Regions from separate parts of the Homo sapiens genome. Here region 2 is linked to region 1. A link is an interaction called in ENCODE POLR2A ChIA-PET data of the cell type or tissue named here. Cell type or tissue: A673. All regions are shown on one strand. Links, peaks and the distances in the headings refer to the core of each region. The heading gives the core; the rest is flanking DNA.

Region 1 (2,918 bases), core at 157-2,656:
ACAGAAACCAAAAAAAAGAAGTTGGTAGAAGTTTTGTTAAACGTTTTTTTTTTTTCTCTACTAGTTAACAGATTTCAGATGCAAATATACTCTCATTATCCAAATTCAAATCTCTGTCACTCACCACAGGAATATAGAATGTGGCTTTGATCTTGAGGGTGTTGTACTCATGGTAACTAGATGTTCCATTTCTCAGCTTTGCCTTGAAGAGTTTTTCTGGTTTTGTCTTGAAATGATACTGAAATTTATCTTTCTAAATTCTTCCCTTTTGTGTGGGTGTAGCCATGTACCTGTATCAGAGTTTTGCTTAGGATAATACATTTTAGAATTGGAACTGGAGGAGACTTTTCCCCTTCTGACTTAAGGCACCAAAGTAGTTTTAATTGCTCTACAATCCAAGGAAGCAGAAGCAAGTGGGTCTGCTGCCAAGAACGCTTACCACAAAGAGGAAAAAAATAATTGTAGCTCTGAATTTTAGCTCTGGCTTGTAAAATATGACAGTCTTTTACTATCTCTTTTTCTTTCATTGAGTACCTTGCTGCCACATCTGGCTCCGCTTTTTTTTCCAAATGGGTTTATTTTGTTATTTTGAATATGGCTGGGGTGATCCTGGAAAGACTGGTCTGAGAAACAATCTTGACATTTCAGCTAGAAACAAACCCAGAGGTAGATTGATCTGAGACAGAGTTTGGGACCATCCCTCTGAACCTCTCCAGGGTTGGCCTAAGTGTCAAACTGTCATTCCCCCCTGAGGAAGGAAGTTTCACCTCCTTCTTTTCAAGATAGCAAGATGTGGAGGCTTTGCTGGATTTTCCTTTTTTACGCTGCCAGTCGGGCTCTGATGTGGAATCTGCCTGTCTCTTCTCCCTTGCCTACAGGCTGGAGGCTCTCAGGTCATTTTTACCAACCCATTGGAGATAGTGAAGATTCGTCTGCAAGTAGCTGGAGAGATCACCACGGGACCCAGAGTCAGCGCCCTGAATGTGCTCCGGGACTTGGGAATTTTTGGTCTGTATAAGGTGGGTAGGTTTAGGTTATAATGTACTCAATAAAATATGAAAGAATGTGGAAACCAGACTTCTTCCCTCCAAGTTGAAAAGCAATCTTGTCCAGCAGGGTAGTCTGTGGAGCAGAAAATCAAACAAAAAGAAAAGAATCAGGACACTTGTATGAGAGGCAGTGGGATACACATGCAGCCTCTCCTGTTGTCATCAGGCTTTTATGAAACTGCCAGCAAGGAGGCCAGCACCGCAGACCTGCTGGCCTCAGGCTCACAGCCTTTCATTTGCTGGGGGGCTTGGGAAAACTTTCCCTGGTGCTCTCTTTGGGTTGGTTTAGGGCTTCAAAATAGTCTTATGTTTATTTTCGGTCTGATTATCTCTATTGTTATCTTCCCAGTGGGAGCTTTTGTCTTAATAATTTGACCACAGTAAAACAGTAGTAGAGTTTGGTAGGATTCAGGTCTTTAAGAAGTTAAGTGGTAGGATTTGTCAATAATGAATTCCATTAAAAAAAAAAAAAACAAACCAACAACAGAGTGTACTGTACTTTAACAAAATGCCAGTCAAAAGATTCCTTCCCTGCGGGTATACTTACTCCCATCATTACAGATCAGATGTAATGGAGCAGAAGCTATTATTTTTCTTAAACAAGGAAGAATATTTCTTTCCATTCCTTTGCCTGGTATAAGGGGAATACGTAAATTTAGCCACCATAGCCAAGTGTGTTTCCACAGCATCTGATATAGATCCATCACTGCAGAAATGTGTAAATTTGTTTCGGTAACTGCAAATTAGAAATTAGAAATTCTCTAGATTGGAATCACACAGCTACAGGGTTCTCTGGAGACCAGCAAACAATGATGCCTGTCTCAAGAGAGTTTCGTACACATTTTTGCTTCCTCCTCCCCACTCCCAATTTCCATCCTTTTTGAATTCCCTTTGAGAGATGAATTTATTAATATTGCTTCTCTCTGTATTATCCTTTAGCGAGTCCTTGGATTTTTTTTTTTTCAATGTTTGAGTTTGTCTTTTTTTAAAAAAGCCAGGGCTGGGAGCACTGGCTCACACTTGTACTCTCAGCACTTTGGGAGGCCAAGGCAGGGGGATTGCTTGAGCCCAGGAGTTCAAGACCAGCCAGGGCAAAATAGCAAGACCTTGTGTCTACCTTAAAAAAAAAAAAGAAAGAAAAAATTAGCCGGCACAGTGGTGCACACCTATCATCCCAGCTACTCAGGAGGCTGAGGTGGGAGGATCACTTGAGCTCAGACGGTCAAGGCTACAGCAAGCTGTGATCCTGCCACTATGCTCCAGCCTGGGCAACATAGTGAGACCCTGTCTCAGAAAAAAAAAAAAATTAAAAAGAATAAAACAGAGTCATTAAAAAAACAAGCGCCAAGGTGGAGTGTTTGCCTAGCTAGGTAGTGGAATGGTGTGGGCTTCTGACAAAGCTGAGGGAGGTGTTCTTTGAGACCTCAGTCATTGGGACAAGCTGCCCCTGGGTAATGATTTTCTACTCCTGTGGAAACCTGCCGCTAAAATATTTTGTCTGCTATTTAGGACATGGGGAATGAGGAGAGAAGATTTGGGTTTCTTTTCCCCCTGCTCTAGAGTAGTTACTTTTCCTTCACCACTGCCTATAGCTTTTTACCTGGCACTGCGGGGACTCTCAGCTGATGTAAAAACTTAAGAGGGTAGATCTTGTGTGTTTTTACCATAGTAAGAGATTAATTAATTTTAAAAACTCTGAATCTATATAAGAAATGCCAGAAAGTTCTTAGTTTTCAGAATACTATCATTACCCAGTTATTAACTCTAGGACTGCAGGATTCACCATGCTTTCACAAGCTTTGAGATATGCAGATTTCCCTATTCCCCACTTATCTCCCGCCTCCCCCATTTCCCTTGCACATCAGTTCT
Region 2 (2,918 bases), core at 322-2,821, 69 kb after region 1:
AACAACTAACCACCCGATGCTTTGACCAACGTTCGTCAAAAAATTGTCGATTTAATGACAGTTTAGCACCTGCTTGAATCTCTCTACAAAAAAAGACCAAACCCCCCAAAAAGATGGTGTTATAACTTTTATCACTCTTAATCTTAAAGTAATTTAACATTATTGAAGCTAAAAATCTTAGCAACTAAACATTACCCTTCTTTGTCTTCCAAATCTCTCCCACTATAGTCAAAGAAGATGTTAATCTGCTCAGAAAGAGCTCTTTCTACAATTCTTGTAGAATGGTCAAAGAAACTTAAAAATTCCTCAGAGTGCAAGATTTGTTGCTTTTCTTCTTCAGTCAGCTCATGAGGGGGAGCTGGAAAATAAATAATTTTTTGAAGTATGATTTATGTCAGGCAAATCACGTCAACTCACTATCACAGTATGGATCAATGTATGTTATTATTTTTCAATCAGATTCACTTATTTGATTTACAGCATTTCATCCTACTTTAATACATAATAAAAGGAATCTTAACAGAAATCAACAAAATGTTTTAAAGTTTAATTCCTTAAGATACCTTTACTATCATTTTCCTCATCTTTCTTTAAAGTTTTCTCTTCTTCAGGTTCAATAGGTGGTTTAGGAGCCACTACATCATCATCTTCCTCTTCATCTGAAAAAAAAAAAAAAAACAAACAAAAAAACAAAAAAACAGAATGATATAATAAATTATTTTAATGAAAATAGCTGGTAACTTTTGAGACAGTATTTCAGAAGGTATCACAACTCCCAAGATATAAGCAAAAGTAAACCACTGACCGGACAGAACAAGTACAAATAATAGGGATTTTTATCAACATAATCAAATAGTTAAGTGGAACCTCTTGGTTTTTATACATACCTATGTGGTACCTCAGCAACAGCCACCCTAAATTCTGTAGCTACATAAACTGAAATAAGATATATAAGCAACTAGGATGAATTCCTCATTAAGTCTCTAAAAGCTTGCAAGCATTTATCATTCTAGACAGAACAACATGCAACTCCTGCATAGTTTTATATAGCATGCTGACACATTAATGCTGTAGAATGAGGAAAATCAAATGTCTAAAATAGCCTACAGAGCTGGCTGCTTACTTGTGATCTGAAACCATCAGTGTCTAATGGGCCTTCATAAGGCATAAAGATGGCTTACATTAACTCTCAGGTTGCTATTTGAGAGGCAGATTTTGAAGATAATAGCTATAAGACCACATTTTCTATTCTGTCATTTTAAATGCAAGTCTCATTATCTATTGTTACATGATGTGGCAATAAGCACTTAAAATAATGTTTTCTTAATTTGAATAAAAGTATACATTGGGATAATATACAATGTTTACAAGACTTCTAAAAAATTACTAAATCTCTTACATCCCAAACCAGGAAGTAATTTAAAATCATTTATTTTAAAATGTTATAGAACACATAACCCTGCCCACCTTTTCTTTTGCTACACACTGAGATGGGTTTTTATGAAGAAAATGTTTATTTTTATTGCCTAAACACATGCGTTATTTGTCTATAAGGGAAAGGCAGCAGGCATCTGCACCAGAGTGCAGTTCAAGTAATGACAACCTATTCAATAAGGGGACTTTACTTGCTGTAGTCATTTCCCTGACTCATGTTCAAAATTATCTAAAACACACATACATACGACGTACACAAAAGAATGGTCAAGAATGGGAACCAGCTGCCAAGTCATGGTCCCAGCAGCCAGGCCAGCTGACTAGACAGCAACAACCAGATGGCACTGCTGGGATTGTGTCTTTCTGCTACAAGGTGGCAATGGGATGGCATAACATTCTTCCGCTTCACTGCTTCCAATCCTGTGTCTCTCCCCAATGGCAGGCCTGTGCAATTACCAGCACTCCAGGAGGCCTAAAGACAAGCCTTTACCCAGCAAACAAAATGCAGCTTGTAGGCCACACCAGCTGCCAAACCACACACATACTGTTAGGTTTAGAGAGCTATGAAAATCTTTCTAACTCTATAGTATAGGCAATAAAAATATAACTGTACCTGTGGAAAGAAAGCTTTAAATGACACTGTATAATGCACACAATGATACAACCTCCAACTTAATCAAAATGATAATGACGTATGCCAATCCTACATTACTTGAAATTGAGCGATTTTTGTGTTCTGACAAGTTTACAGAACTAGGATAAATGGCACGAGTGATTTCAATATATGCTCATACTTTTGAACCAAATGGTGAAGGTTAAAATTTTTCCTTTCAACGGCCTCAATCAGCCACAAAGGAAAACAGTAATCACTGTCTTTTCAGCCAGCCCAACCACATTTGTCAGCCCTTTCTCCGTCAACGCAGCCAGAGCAATCAACCTGCCAAACATTCAGAATGGAAAAACAATCTGAAAATACAGGGTATAATGCACCTGCCAGTGAAAATGGCCATTTCAAGAAAAGCTAGTGATCTCAGTGACCCTGCTGAGGAGGCGGTGGTGCAAAGGGGAAAGAACACGTAAAAGAATTCTTAGTGATCGCCACTCTCTTGCACATTGACACTTCCTTACAAAGCATGCCAATTATAGCTTTTGTGCTACTTAAAAAAATGAAAGCTTTTTGGGGCAAAATAATCACATAGAGAAACAGAAAGACACTACTCCTTTTTAGATGAATTCTCATATACAACGAATTATTAATCTGAAAATAGTATAATTGGTAGCAATTCTATACTATATTACTCAAGCATTAGAATGAAATTCTTCCATAAAGTCACCTGCAGGTGTAATGTAACAAAATAGTTTAATTACATTTAACTTACAAGCTGTCTTTTAGAATAATAGGACATCTATTTCAACTAAAAATTCACTGTAAGAATATACATATATTTTCCACTTTCTGCTAATGCTACCAGTTATCCTAATCA

The links. ChIA-PET counts read pairs that join two places held together with the same protein. Peaks named below come from ENCODE experiments on the same cell type or tissue, not always from the same donor. Only the 100,000 strongest peaks of a DNase experiment are listed, where the experiment ranks them.
Region 2: POLR2A ChIA-PET joins it to region 1 with 9 read pairs; 3 of 35 experiments call an interaction of 5 or more read pairs at or near these places.

Annotation. Positions count from the first base shown.
Region 1 is chr2:171,791,728-171,794,645 of GRCh38, reverse strand. It overlaps SLC25A12 (solute carrier family 25 member 12), which reads left to right. Exons shown (of 18, transcript NM_003705.5): 14 at 879-1,019. Among named protein-coding and RNA genes, the nearest start is that of SLC25A12, 100 kb to the left of the region's middle. In A673, for the core only: no CTCF peak of the experiment used is centred there; no DNase peak of the experiment used is centred there; H3K27ac peaks cover 898 bases.
Region 2 is chr2:171,723,359-171,726,276 of GRCh38, reverse strand. DYNC1I2 (dynein cytoplasmic 1 intermediate chain 2) reads right to left here. Exons shown (of 18, transcript NM_001378.3): 8 at 564-659; 9 at 196-358; 10 at 1-83. Among named protein-coding and RNA genes, the nearest start is that of DYNC1I2, 37 kb to the right of the region's middle. In A673, for the core only: a CTCF peak has its summit at 1,802; a DNase peak (open chromatin) is centred at 1,846; H3K27ac peaks cover 1,854 bases.